Regions from separate parts of the Homo sapiens genome. Here region 2 is linked to region 1. A link is a loop called in an ENCODE intact Hi-C map of the cell type or tissue named here. Cell type or tissue: MCF 10A. All regions are shown on one strand. Each heading gives the region's core, and the rest is flanking DNA. Links, peaks and the distances in the headings are about the cores only.

Region 1 (6,873 bases), core at 2,304-4,803:
GCGTGGTGGCGGGCGCCTGTAATCCCAGCTACTTGGGAGGCTGAGGCAGGAGAATGGCGTGAGCCCTGGAGGCAGAGCTTGCAGTGAGCCGAGATCATGCCACTGCACTCCAGCCTGGGCGACAGAGCAAGACTCTATCTCAAAAAAAAAAAAAAAAAAACAGCAACAACACACCACAACAACGCCAACGTGTTCCCTGCCTATCCTCCTTCTCACTGTGAAACATATTTCGGACTGTGGAGAAAGCTTTCTAGTTAAGCAGGAAATTCCTTTCCATCTTTCAGGGCCCAGCTCATTTCTGACCCTTGTGAATGTTCCTTAATTTCCTCCCAGACTGAAGAATCCTTCTCTTTCTGGGTTTCCAGGTACCTTGCTTGTAACTCTACCCAAAGCACTTTGCTTTTAATTCTATAACAGTTCCTATCTTTCTTGATTCGAATACTTTATTCACGTGCTTGTAAAGTTTCCCAGACTGCAAGGACCTTGAGGCTAGAGGCCAGGTCCTGTCTGCCCTCACCCCAGCAGCTCCATGCCCAGCACACAGCCTGGCTCAGAGAATGAGCTCCGAACATGTTTGCAGGATGAGGGCCAAGGTGAACAGTGGCCTTCAGGGGCCCTGGCTGCTGGTGCCATGTGGGAGGGACATCTGTTGGTTCCCATCCGTCATTCCGGTTGCACCTGGCTGCTGCGCTCATTCGGCACAGAAGGCTGAACCGGGCACCTCAGTCATTTTTATTTTTTAACCATCATTTCCCAGGGTGACCCTGAGCCGGGCCGCAGCAGTGGAGGGAGCCCTGTTGTGGGAGCAGGTCTGGGATGACTGTGTGCTGAGGGCAGTTGTGAGGTCAGTGGGTAAAGGGAGGAAGTTGCCCTTTGGCAGTGTTTAAAATCTGGAATCTAAGTTTTATTCATGGTGTGGTGTAGATGAGTGAATATGCAACTATCTGAGTGTGTTCCCCACACAAGGGAGTCATCCCTCCCAGCAGATTTCCAGAACCTCTCGGAATAAACCTTCTGGCCCGTGTGTGGATCAACAACAGCTGCTCTCTCACAGCTGCCACAATTGTAGCTGTCCTTTAGGGCTTCTAAACTTCCAACCAGGGTGCCCTGGCAGAAAGCACTTCATGACGAGTCCAGAGTGAGCCCAGCATTGGGAAGGCTGCAGCACCTGTCTCCAAGCCAGAGTGGTGGCAAACCCAGAGACCAAGAGGGGCAGCCTTGCCATCAATGATGTCGCCTTTGGATCCCTGGGCATCTCCAAGGGGCTTCACCTGCTGCCCATGCAGGGCTCCCCACTGGATGCGGCCTGGCTCAGGGTCCACCTGGGAAATGAGAGCAAAAGCACATTATTATGATGGCTCCACTCTTTTCATGGGAAAAAGTATATATTTAGGATTAGCCAGCTGGATGCAGTTTATTTTATTTTTTAATTAATTACTTTTAATTTTTGAGATGGGGTCTCACACGGTTACCCAGGCTGGAGTGCAGTGGTATGATCATGGCTCACTGTAGCCTCAACCTCCTGGGCTCAAGTGATTCTCCCACCTCAGCCTCCTGAGTAGCTGGGACCACAAGCGTGAGCTACCATGCTGCGCTAATTTTTAAAAATTTTTAAAAATTTTGTAGAGATGAGGTCTCACTATGTTGCCCAGGCTGGTCTTGATCTCCTGGGTCCAAGGGACCCTCCCACCTTGGCCTCCCAAAGTGCTGGGCTTACAGGTGTGAGCCACCATGCCCAGCTCTGGACACAGTTTAGATGACCCGGTTTTGTGGGCAGCATCCAAACCATCTTAGCCAGGTGCCAATTGAACCTCGGGCCTGAGCAGGGTATGGGCCTTGGGCATACCGATGTCGGAGGGCTTCTTTCCAGCCTGTTTGCCCAGCGCCTGCCAGCTTTGACATCCATAAGAAGCACGTGTGTGGTTGTCTTCTGTTAGGCTGGTGCAAAAGTAATTGCGGTTTTTGCCATCTAAAGTAATGGCAAAAACCATGATTACTTTTGCACCAATCTAATAACGTCTTTATGGCGGACTCGGGTTGGGGACGCTCCTTCGGGTGCTCTTCCGAGGATAGCTGGGCTGTCTCCGGAGCTGCAGCGTCTTGGGCCGCCGGAGGGTGGCTGACGGCGGATCTACTTTTTGTGGCTGTGGACACCTTTCAGCACCGCCTCCTTGGTCCTCAAAGCCCCTACTGTGGCTTGGGCTTTGGGAGGGGCAGGCGCTTCCTTCATTACCTTGGGCGCCATCTTGAGAAAAGGGTCCTGGCAGTTCCGTTTCCGGTGCCTCCCGCGGGTGGCGAGCCTTCGAGATGGCCGCATCGGGCAAGTGCTGCTGTCTTCTCTGCTTTACAGATGTGGGGAGGTCTGGGAGGTTAAACCGTTTCCTCCAGATCACATTCCCGGGAAGACGAACCCAGCTGTGCCTGACTGCTCCTTTCTTCTCACTGCTTCTGCGGAGGTGGAGACGCCCGCGTAGCCCGTGTTGTCTTCCTCTGCCCACTCCAGGCCAAGCATCCCCCTTCCTGTCACGCGCTCTTTGATGGCTTCACTGTCCTGGACACCCCCTCAGATCTGTGCTGTCTCAGAGAAAGCAAGCGAGAATGGGCCCACGGTGCTCCTCGTCTTTGGAAATGGATTTTACCTTTATAAGTGAGAGCTTTCAGAGGCACAGAGTCCTGGGGCTGCATAGGAACAGGGGGCCTGGTCGGGGCTCTTTTCCTTTCCGGGACCTCTTTCTCTATAAAGAAAATAAAAATGCGATTTGAGGACTGTTGGTACAAATATGAATGTAATCTAGGCTGGATTCATAACTGTATATTATTATTATATTAAAATTTGACTTGAAAAGAAGTGGGGGCTGGGCGTGGTGGCTCACGCCTGTAATCCCAACACTTTGGGAGGCTGAGGTGGGTGGATCACGAGGTCAAGAGATCGAGACCATCCCGGCTAACATGGTGAAACCTCGTCTCTACTAAAAAATACAAAAAAATTAGCTGGGCGTGGTGGCGGGCGCCTGTGGTCCCAGCTACTCGGGAGGCTGAGGCAGGAGAATCGCTTGAACCCAGGAGGCAGAGGTTGCAGTGAGCTGAGATCAAGCCAGTGCACTCCAGCCTGGGCGATAGAGCGAGACTCTGTCTCAGAATAAATAAATACATTAATTAATTAATAAGAGTGGAAGTAAGAACGTTTTCTTGGGTCCCTAAAATATTGTGGGCTCCAGACACTGGAGGATAAGTCACCCCGAGTGTCCTACCCTTTATAATGAGTGGGAATTTAGCCATGGGGCTGGGCCGAAAGGGGCTGCTTTGGGGAAGTGATCCTTCTGGGATCCTGTAACTGCTGAAGATCAGAACAAAAGGGGAGATTGTTGAGGTTAGCTTTTTAACTTTTTTGAGACAGGGTCTCACTCTGTCACCCAGGCTGGAGTGCAGTGGCGTGATCTTGGCTCACTGCAGCCTTGATTTCTCATGCTTAAGCAATTTTCATGCCTCAGCCTCCAGAGGAGCTGGGCTGGGACTACAGGTACACACCACCATGCACGGCTGATTTTTTAATTTTTTGCAGAGACAGGGTCTCCCTATGTTGCCCAGGCTGAGGTGAGCTTTTTAGTGTCACCATTAAGCTGCTTGAAGCTCGGGGTCCTCTGCATGTTCTTAGTTTTCATGAATGAGCTGCAGGTTCACCCCTAAATATTTGCCAGCCACTGCTCAGGCACAGGTTTGTGGTCTGAGTCGTTGGTGCGCAGACGTCCTGAACTCCATTGGCCCTGACCTGCGGGTGACAGGTGCAGCAGGCTCAAAAGCTGCCCAGGTCCATTTGCACCCTCCTGGTGTTTAGCGTTTGGCCACACGGGGGCACGAGCGGGACAGCCTAGATCGGCCTGCGTCCCATCTGGGCCGTGGGAGGAGCCGCGGGAGAAGCCTTGGGCCTCGCCAAGCTGACTGTGGCCTGGGCCCAGGAGGGTGTCATCTAGAAGGCCCCTGCTCCCTGCCACCATCAGTAATCCCCAGCCCTGGAGGCATTGAAGGCAACTCAGTCCCAGGGAGCCACGGGCTGGGTGGAGCTGGGCCACCCTGATTACAGGTCGTTCAGAGCTGGTGGCCTGGGGGTGTCACACCCCGGGCCTCGGACTTCTTACCTGAAACACGCAGGGTGCCTGCGAAAGGTCTCAAAGGTCACTTTATGCTCTCAATTCTTCTAAAATTAAAATTAATTTAAAAAGACTTTTTCAGCTTTATTGAGGTATAATTAACAAATAAAAATTGTATATATTTAAGGTGTACATGATGCTTTGATATATGTATAGACCGAAATGATTATCAGTCAAACTAATGAACAAACCCATCAGCTCACGTAGCGACAGTATTTCTGTGTGTGTGGTGAGAACACTTAAGATAAAATCTTTTAGCAAATTCCCAGGATACAGTATTATTAACTGTACTCATGATGCCATACATTAGATCTCAAATAACTTACTCATCCTGCATAGCTAAAATGTTATACCCTTTGACTGACTCAGATCTTAATTCTGCAGAAAATGCACCAGGGCTGAAGTGTAAGGAGACAAGGAGGGTCTCCAGGGACCACCATAGGATTTTTTTTTTTTTTTTTGAGACAGGGTCTAGCTCTGTTGCCCAGGCTGGAGTGCAGTAGTGTGATCACAGCTCACTGCAGCCTTGACCTCCTGGGTTCAAGTGATCCTCCCATCTCAGCCTCCTGAGTACAGCTGGGACCACAGGTGTGCGCCACCACATCCAGGGACCGGAGGAATTTAATCCAGTTGAGCCATCAGCCTGGGTTACAGCCTCCTGCCCTGCAGCCTACTCTTCCCAACCCTGGGTGGAATGAGGCCACCCTGTTGGTCAGAACCAGCTCCTGAAAGACCCTGGCAACTTAGACGTGAATCCCAGTGAACTTTCCTCATGACAATGCTAAGTCTCTACCCTGGAAAAGCTGCAGCTTCAGGACCATAACATGCAACCCATGTGCTGGCATGATGACAGGGTCCTGTGCCACAGAGACCCCTGCTCTACATGCGACGATGCACCCTCTGCCCTCTCCATTGCCCCATAATACCCTCCTGTCACTTTCCCTTGGAGAGACACTGCTTTGAGAATATGCCCAGTGCCCTCCTTATTGGAGCCAAGTAATAAACTCATGGATCAAAACTTGCATTCTCACAGAGAGTCATTGTTGCTTGACAGGGGAATGAACCCTGCTATTTTTCGGGTAGCAGAAGCTCATGTTTCATGGCACGGCCAGTTTCTGATACCTGCTTGGCCATTACCTTGGCTGGGTGACGTGAGGCAAGTCACCTTTCCTCTCAGATTCTCTCTTTGTGTGTTGTTGGCCCTGTCATTTCATTTTTTATTTTTGTTTTTGAGACAGTCTCATTTTGTCACCTAGGCTGGAATGCAGTGGCATGATCTCAGCTCACTGCAACCTTCGCCTCTTGGGTTCAAGCACTTCTCGTGCCTCAGCCTCCCAAGTAGCTGGCACTACAGGTACACACCACCATGCCTGGCTAATTTTTGTATACTTTGGAGAGACGGGGTTTCGCCATGTTGTCCAGGCTGGTCTTGAACTCCTGAGATCAAGTAATCCTCCTGCCTCAGCCTCCCAGAGTGCTGGGGTTACAGGCGTGAGCCACCGCACCCAGCCAGCCCTGTCCTTTCAATGGACCCTAGCTTGTCTGGGAGCATTCTTTGTGGGGTGAGAGGGGAGTCCATGTAAACTTTGTTTTCTACCTCCATCCCCCACACTGGCTGAGGAAGTTCTGGCTGGGGGCTGTCTCAGAGGAAGGGGGCTGCCTACAGGGGGCCAGGTGATTCCATCACCCGGAACCTCGAACCTTCCACTGTCCTGCTGCTGAGGCCTGGAGGGACAGTTGAGTCTGGGGAGAAAAAAAGCCAGGAGAACTGTGCCTGAAGTAGAAAGTCCACTAATTTGTCCCACAACCATAACCCTGCACCCCCGGCTCCCACGCGGCTTCGTCCGGACCCGGCAATGAACCGCTTCCCCAGGTGCTTGTTATTTAAACTGTCTCCACCATCCTGTGACTTCTCTTAAATTTAACCATCTTGGTGTCTTGCCATCCGGCCCCGAACAGGGGTGTGGAGGAGTTAGCTGGGTGCTGACGGATGAACGCAGAGTTCTGGGTCCTGCTCCGGGTTCGTTTTGTAGAAATGTATCGAGGGAATGAATCATTTTCATCAATGGGTGTTTTCCCTCCTATCTTTTCATTTCTTTTTGTTTTAGGACATCTTAGTATCTTGGAATTCTGGGAAGGAGAATGTAAACATTTTTCAGAACCAGCATTTTCCCGTCTTCTGTTTGGTCTGGGGCGTGTCTTGGCCTCTCCTGGGATGTGGTGGCTGTGGAAGGCTGGTGGGGGTGCACCTTCCACAGCACCCCGAGACCCTGGGTAGCTCCCACGTGCCTGCTCTTGCTTTCAGCCCTAAGGGCCAGCTGGTGGGGCCGCCACTCAGCTCAGGGCTGGTGCAGGGCGCTCAGGGCATGTCTTTTGTCCTGATGGGCTCTGGAGGCCGCAACCTCAATTCTGCCTTTTGGTTTTCCCAAGTGAAGGAGAAACACCCAGCCCGGGGTGGGTGGGATGACGCTCGGCTCCGAGTGGAGGCTGGAACACAAAGTGAGTTTCTCCGGAGTGTGGGTTCCTCCTCTGCCATGTGGCAGCCTCCCCATTTCTTCCTCCTCCCCCTGTCCCACGCACTCATCAACCACCTAAGCCTAAACCACTTTCCCAGCGGCTCCCTCCTCCTTCCTCTGTGGATCCTGGGACTCTGTGGCCCATGAGATACCTCCAGCTTCCCTGACCTGGAGGCCAAGGTCACCTGCCCAGTAGCCTTAACTTTGGC
Region 2 (6,873 bases), core at 2,619-5,118, 780 kb before region 1:
ACATGCCTGACTTGAGGTTATACCAAGAAGAAATCATCATTCCCACTGAGGGTCTCCCAGCTGCATGGAAATGGGACAACATTGGTAACAGGTGCCAACCTGTGAGATTTTGGAGCTGTCATTGCTCCCCATGGGCACATGGGTGCACCAGTCATAGAGTACCATAAAGTAGCCAGCACTCCCGCACTTGTCCTTCAAAGCCTGACCCTTCCAGTAGCAGCAATCAGCTTCCTCTAGACCTAGAATCATGCGACAGTCCATTTGCAAAGAGCAGGATAAAGAACTTGAGCCATCTAGTGGGCTCTTGGGCATAGTTGGGAAGACGCAAGGCAAATTCCCTCTTCCAAAATATCCACCTTCCCATTCCACCACACTTAACACTTGGCTATTAAAAACCTTATTCTTGAGGTCAGAAAGACTTGCGGGGCGCTGGAGTTCCCCAGTGAAAATGCCAATAGCACTGGGTAATAAACACGTAAGTTATTGTCATGGGTGATTTGCAAACCTGCCAGCAAGGCAGTGAGCAGTTCCCTGGGTGGGGTCCAGGACGCAAAAGGAGAGAGTTCACGAAAGTCAAGATGAGAGGACGGCAAACGGAGAGCTGCCCAGTGCACAGATCTGCCTGAAGGAACACTGCTTCCCAAGGAAACACATCTGTTTGTTGTGAAGCTCTCACTATGAAAAACAGAATCTGACCGGGCGCGGTGGCTCACGCCTGTAATCCCAACACTCTGGGAGGCTGAGATGGGCAGATTGCTTTAGCTCAGGAGTTTGAGACCAGCCTGGCCAACATGGTGAAACCCTGTCTCTACCAAAAATACAAAAAATTAGCAGGGTGTGGTGGCGTGCACCTGTGGACCCAGCTATCTGGGAGGCTGAGGTTGGAAGATCACTTGTGGGAGGCAGAGATTGCAGTGAGCTAAGATTGTGCCACTGCACTCCAGCCTAGACAACAGAGTGAGACCCCATGTCAGAAGGAAAGAAAGAAAGAAAGAGAGAGAGAGAGAAGGAAGGAAGGATAGAAGGAAGGAAGGAAGGGAAGGGAAGGGAGGAAGGAAGGAGGGAGGAAGGAGAGAGAGAGAGAAAGAAAGAAAAAAGGAAAGAAAGGAAGGAAGAGAAAGAAAGAAGGAAAGAAAGAAAGAAAGAAGGAAAGAAAGAATGAAAGAGAGAGAGAAAGAAGGAAGGAAGGAGTGAAGGAAGGAAGAAAGGATGGAAGGAAGGAAGGGAAGGGAGGAAGGAAGGAGGGAGGAAGGAGAGAGAGAGAAAGAAAGAAAAAAGGAAAGAAAGGAAGGAAGAAAGGAAAGAGAGAAAGAAAAAGAGAAAAAAGGAAAGAAAGGAAGGAAGAAAGGAAAGAGAGAAAGAAAGAGAGAAAGAGAGAGAGAAAAAAAGAAAGAAAGAAAGAGAAAGAAGGAAGAAAGGATGGAAGTAAGGAAGGAAGGGAAGGAAGGAAGGAGGGAGGAAGGAGAGACAGAGAAAGAAAGGAAAGAGAGAAAGAAAGAAAAAAGGAAAAAAGGAAGGAAGAAAGGAAAGAGAAAGAAAGAGAGAAAGAAAGAGAAAAAAGAAAGAAAGAAGGAAAGAAAGAAAAGAAAGAACGAAAGAAAGAATGAATCCATTGTCAGAGTCTGGCATGGAAGAGGGTTTTTTATCTGAACATTGCAAGTATTTGAGTTAGACCTCTGGCCATGCAATCTCTCTCTCTCTCTCTCTCTCTCTCTCTCTCCCCCCCCCTTCTCTCCCTTTCTCTCTCTCTCTCTCTCTAGTTTTTTCTTTTCTCTTTCTCTTTAATGCCATTAAAGGATTTTTGCCCTTATCTAATCTTGGCAAGGAAAGGGTAGAATTCTGCATTTTTTTATTCTTGCTACTAAAACTGTGACCATAATCCTAAAAATTGTCTCTCAGTTATTAGAATCTGTAGGCACTTTTTCTCCATTTCCTCTCCCCCTTTTTAGGCCTTCGTATCCTGCTATCTCCTATCTTTTCCTCATATGCACCCTAATGTCTTATCTGTCACCATAGAGATTGTAAAATCATGAAGACCTGTTGGCCTAGCATCTGTTCTTAGGAGGAAATAAATGAGTGTGTGTGTGACTTTGGGAACAAAGTATTGCTGAGGCTAATGATTACTCATTCATTTTTTTTTTCATTCATTTATCCCTGAAACAAACAATTATCGAGCACCAACTATGTCTTAGGCACTGGGAATACAAAATTCAGTTAGCATCATGCAGACCCTTTAGCTGTCTCCATTTCAATAGGAGAGATAAACACTGGATTGCAATACATTGTGCTCAGACACAATAATAAGAGGTGCGTAGATTAAAATGGTCTGACACAGCATTTGAAACATCCATATAACACCTTTCCAAAGCTTCCTCAGGCCATGAGCATGGGGAGAAGCTTTGTTTCTGTGGTTACCAAAGGTCTCATCTTAGACCCACCAAAGTCGGCAGAAACCTGAGAGTGAGCCGGGAACTCACGGTTCAGGGACACTGGATATGCCCCAGAGATAGCAGAGGGGAATGAAGACATGAATGCTGAGCTGGGCTCTGCAGGTGTTGGATGGTCAAACCAAGCTGCCTGGATCATTATATAAAAATAACATCAGAAGCACTTTTCTCTTTTCCAAATAGAAGGGACCCTACTCCATAGCCTTGCCCTACTCCGACTAAGACACTGGCAGCGAACTCCTTAGTGTTTGCCACACTATGGTGTCCTTGAGAAGTCTGAATCCTGCCGCACCCCACCTCTGAGTGTCCACCGTCTGCACATTGCCGGAAACTAGGTGTTTTAGCACAGAGCTTCAGGCATGAGAGCGACCAGCAGGGCCGGCCAGTGCCCGGTGCTATGCCTGGCTTCCTTGCCCTGCATGTTGATTGGCAGAGGAGATAAAACACAAAAGGAGCACCAGTGAAGGGATAGGAGAGTAGAGCAAGGTAGAGAGGAAGGGAGGACAGGAAGCAGGGAGGAAAAGCAGCAGCCAGGTGGTCAGGAGATAGTGTGCAGACACTGAATTAAAAAGTGGTCCTAATTCCCTTCATGGAATTCTTTTTGTTTCTATTTGGTTTTGAGACAGAGTCTCATTCTGTTGCCCAGGCTAGAGTGCAGTGACACAATCTCAGCTCACTGCAACCTCCACCTCCTGGATTCAAGTGATTCTCCTGTCTCAGCCTCCAAAGTAGCTGGGACTACAGGTGCCCACGACCACACTTGGCTAATTTTTGTACTTTTAGTAGAAACGGGGTTTTGCCATGTTAGCCAGGCTGGTCTCGAACTCTTGACCTCAAGTGCTGGGATTTACGGGCATGAGCCACCCTGCCCGGCCCTTAATAGAACTCTTAAAGGCCACACAGTGCTTCACTTTATACAAGAAAGCTCGGAACAGAAAAAGTAGTTACTGCCACTCTTCTTTGAAATTGTTAAGTCCCCTTTGCTTCTTTGGGTACACGGAGAAGTTGCCAAGGCAACCCGAGCAGGGAGATGCGGAGTCAGGCTTTTCTGTCTGTGTCCTTCATGTTGGGTACAGTGCTTCACACATGGTAGGCGTGAGGGAGGAAAGAGCGGAAGGAATAGATGAAGCTCAGCTTTTTTTTTTTTTTTTTTTTTTGGCATTGAAATTGCACTCTTTTGGGGTTTTTTAAAATTATAGTTTAAGTTCTGGGGTAGATGTGCAGAACACGCAGTTTTGTTACATAGGTATGCACGTGCCATGGTGGTCTCCTGCACCCATCAACATTAGGTATTTCTCCTAATGCTATCCCTCCCCTAGTCCCCAATCCCCCAACAGGCCCCGGTGTGTGATGTTCCCCTCCCTGCGTCCATGCGTTCTCATTGTTCAACTCCCACTTATGAGTGAGAACATGCGGTGTTTGGTTTTCTGTTCTTGTGTTAGTTTGCCGAGAATGATGGTTTCCAGCTTCTTTGCAGCGTCTGTGTTCTTCCAATAGTTCCCAGCCGCACTATTTTGGACTTGAGTCACTAGAGGGAGGCAGAGGAACATGAAAAAGCTGCAGTTTCCGTCCCTGCTGGGCAGGGCTGCCTCAGACCTGAGCTGAGGACTCAGGAACTTCAGTGACCAGGCAGGATTAGAGATGGGAAGAATTCCAGGCTTCAGCCTTCCCCTTAATTCAAGATGTGTATTCTGCCTTTAATCAGAGTGTAACCTATGTATTTGTAGGAAATAATAAGAAAAAAGCTGCTTATTGCAGAGCCATGTAGAATTATCGGGTGGAAGTCAGAGAAAGAGACGGCGGGTCAACAGCTCCCAGCAGACAGCGTGACTCAGCAGGAAAGCCCGTGGGAATCAGAGCTTTGGGACCAGAGTGCCCTGGCCCCGCAATCCTCACCAAGTGGCTGGCGCTCAGAACCCCAGGTGTTGTAATCAGTAAAAGGGTGGCGGTAATCACTTCTACCTCATTGGGTTACTATACAAAGCACGAAAATGGATCAATATTTAAAAAAAAAAAACCAGCCCTCTCCTAAAACAGAGGAGAACTATATGGATGTCAATCCAATTATTACTATTAACCATGTGTTCAAGTCATGAGGTTGTCTACTTAATTATGTCCTTAAAGTTTGTTGACCTTAAATAAGGTGATACAGAAAATATGATGAAGTATGGGGTTTATTTGAGTACAGAGCTTGAGAACGGTCACCCGGAAAACACAGACCCCAAAGGGACATGCTCTAAAGTGGGGAAGCTAAGGCTGTGCTTACATAGGTAGAGATGGTTTCGGCAGGTTGCAATGTTTTCCGTGCAAGGCTAGATACATGTCATAGCGATTTGATTAGGGTGGCTTGCTCCATTCCATGGAAGATGGCTGTAATGTTCTGTGAGGACAAGAGTAATGTTCTGAGGGGTCACCACTCAGAGGGTCTTATTTCTGGTGCTACTCGGTCATTCCTAATCGTTTACGGGAAAAAGCAGAAGTTGCAACGGCATGCTATGTGACTCAGTCCATTTCTCTCAAGGCTCAGAATAAAGTTCCAACAGTTTTAAATTTGAATTATTTAATTTTGCAAGTTCTCCAGAAGACAGTAAGCTCTAAAAGGGAACGAACTATGGTCGTTGTTCTTAGCATCTAACATGGTACCCATTCAATATTTTTTCTTTCTTTCTTCTGCTTTTTGTAGAAGTGGGGTCTTTCTATGTCGCCCAGGCTAGATTTGAACCCCTGGGCTCAAGCATCGTCCCACCTCAGCCTGCCGAGCACCCAGGACTGTAGGTGCATGCCAGCTGGCAGATTTTTTTTTTTTTTTTCAGTTTCTTAAATGAATGAGTAAAAACACTTACATGTAGCCAAACCATATAATTTACTAGCTAAAATGAGCCTTTTTTTTTTTTTTTCTGAAAGGAAGCACTGTTAGCAATTACTCCAGGAAACAGGTTAAAAGCAGAACTGTCCTGGGCCTGCCGAGACACGGGACGTGGGATTGCTCGAGAGATCCAGCTCTCGCTGTGTGTTGAAATATAGTTCAGGGCACACTGCTCAGGGCTGGGACTGCCCTGCGTATATGACAGTATTAAGTCATCTCACCTGCATAACAACACAGCGAGGTTGGTACTGTGACTACTCACATTCAACAAATGTGTATGGACCACCTGCTGTCTTCCAAGTCTTCCAGAATCTTGGAATGCATCAAAACACAACAAGCAAGATGTCTGTCCTTTCAGAGCAGGAGATGAGGAAGACAGACAGTAAATCACAAACATAGCAAACAAGTAAATTACATAGTTTGCTAAAAGGTACTGGGGCTACAGATGAAAGAAGGGCAGAGCCGGGGGATTCAGTGTTGAATGAGGAAACTCAGGTAGAGAACACCAAGTCAGCAGCCGACATCTCCAGCTGGCTAGTAACAGAGCCCCATTCTAACTTGGGCAATCTGGCCACGTTCCTGCTCTTCACCTGGACTCTGCCTTCTCTTTCAGTTCTGACGTGCGTCAAACCGTGCAGCATGTTCAAATTCATTCAAATCCATCAGTGGCACAGAAGAACACACAAAATCTGGCAATACTTCCTTGAACTAAACTCAGTGTCCGCCCCCCCAACCCCCGATTGATGCCAGACATTTGCCACCCTGGGGACTTGATCTGAGTGACCTTGGGTTCATAGGAGATGCTGGGCCCTTGGAATTGATTGTCTACCCTGTAGGAATGGAGGCCACATCTCTGTTCTGCCTGGAGAACTTTTTCATCATGAGTTTGTGGAATCCGCCAGCCAAGCCCACCAGACAGGACTAAACAAACGACTCTAGGGGGAAAGGCCAGGCTTCCTGAAAGTCTAAATTGCTTGAACTAATGCTGGCATTTCAGCATTTTGAGCCATTCAAGCCACATGATGTCAAACTTCCTCTCCTCCACCCCCATCTCCTCACCCTGCTCTCTTCTGCCTCTTGACCTTCCTCATCTTGTGGCTCTGGCAAAACTCCAGGGTGGCTATTCAACCTGTCTCAACACACCCTGTGCCAAAAAAAAATAAAAAGAAGGAAAAAAAAAAGGGGGCAATTTCTGTCTCCAGGGCAAGGGCTGCTGGGCTCAGCCGGGTGGATGTTGCCAAGAGCGCAGCAATAGCTCCAGGCTAGGCAGGGAGCACAAAGGAATCTTTAAATTTAAAACTCACTGCAGAAAGGAATTGAGCACATTCTCAACATTCTGAGTCTGTGTGTTTATGTTTAAATATTCCAACCACTAGCTTACATACCATCTAGTAAGTAAATCACGGTGAATATTTATCGAGGACCTACTATATGCAAGGCACTCTGCTCACCATTATTTACTTGTGGGGACACTATGGCTTTCACCCAAAGCTGTCATTCTCTAGGCTGCCTTTTCATATCTACAAAGCAAGGGAGTTTACATTGACAGTCTCCAGAAAT

The links. A loop is a pair of places that touch in the nucleus more often than their neighbours do. Peaks named below come from ENCODE experiments on the same cell type or tissue, not always from the same donor. Only the 100,000 strongest peaks of a DNase experiment are listed, where the experiment ranks them.
Region 2: it touches region 1 in a loop (11-fold over the local background); 3 of 110 quality-filtered maps call a loop at or near these places.

The regions. Positions count from the first base shown.
Region 1 is chr10:5,620,303-5,627,175 of GRCh38, reverse strand. LOC107984199 (a long non-coding RNA gene) reads left to right here. Exons shown (of 2, transcript XR_001747344.2): 2 at 2,351-2,779. Among named protein-coding and RNA genes, the nearest start is that of LINC02677, 5.5 kb to the right of the region's middle. In MCF 10A, for the core only: a CTCF peak has its summit at 3,841 (motif pointing right); a DNase peak (open chromatin) is centred at 3,875.
Region 2 is chr10:6,399,103-6,405,975 of GRCh38, reverse strand. LOC124902370 (a long non-coding RNA gene) reads left to right here. Exons shown (of 2, transcript XR_007062044.1): 2 at 4,175-6,873. It also overlaps a transcript of PRKCQ not described here. Among named protein-coding and RNA genes, the nearest start is that of LINC02656, 52 kb to the right of the region's middle. In MCF 10A, for the core only: a CTCF peak has its summit at 3,986 (motif pointing right); DNase peaks (open chromatin) are centred at 4,015 and 4,285.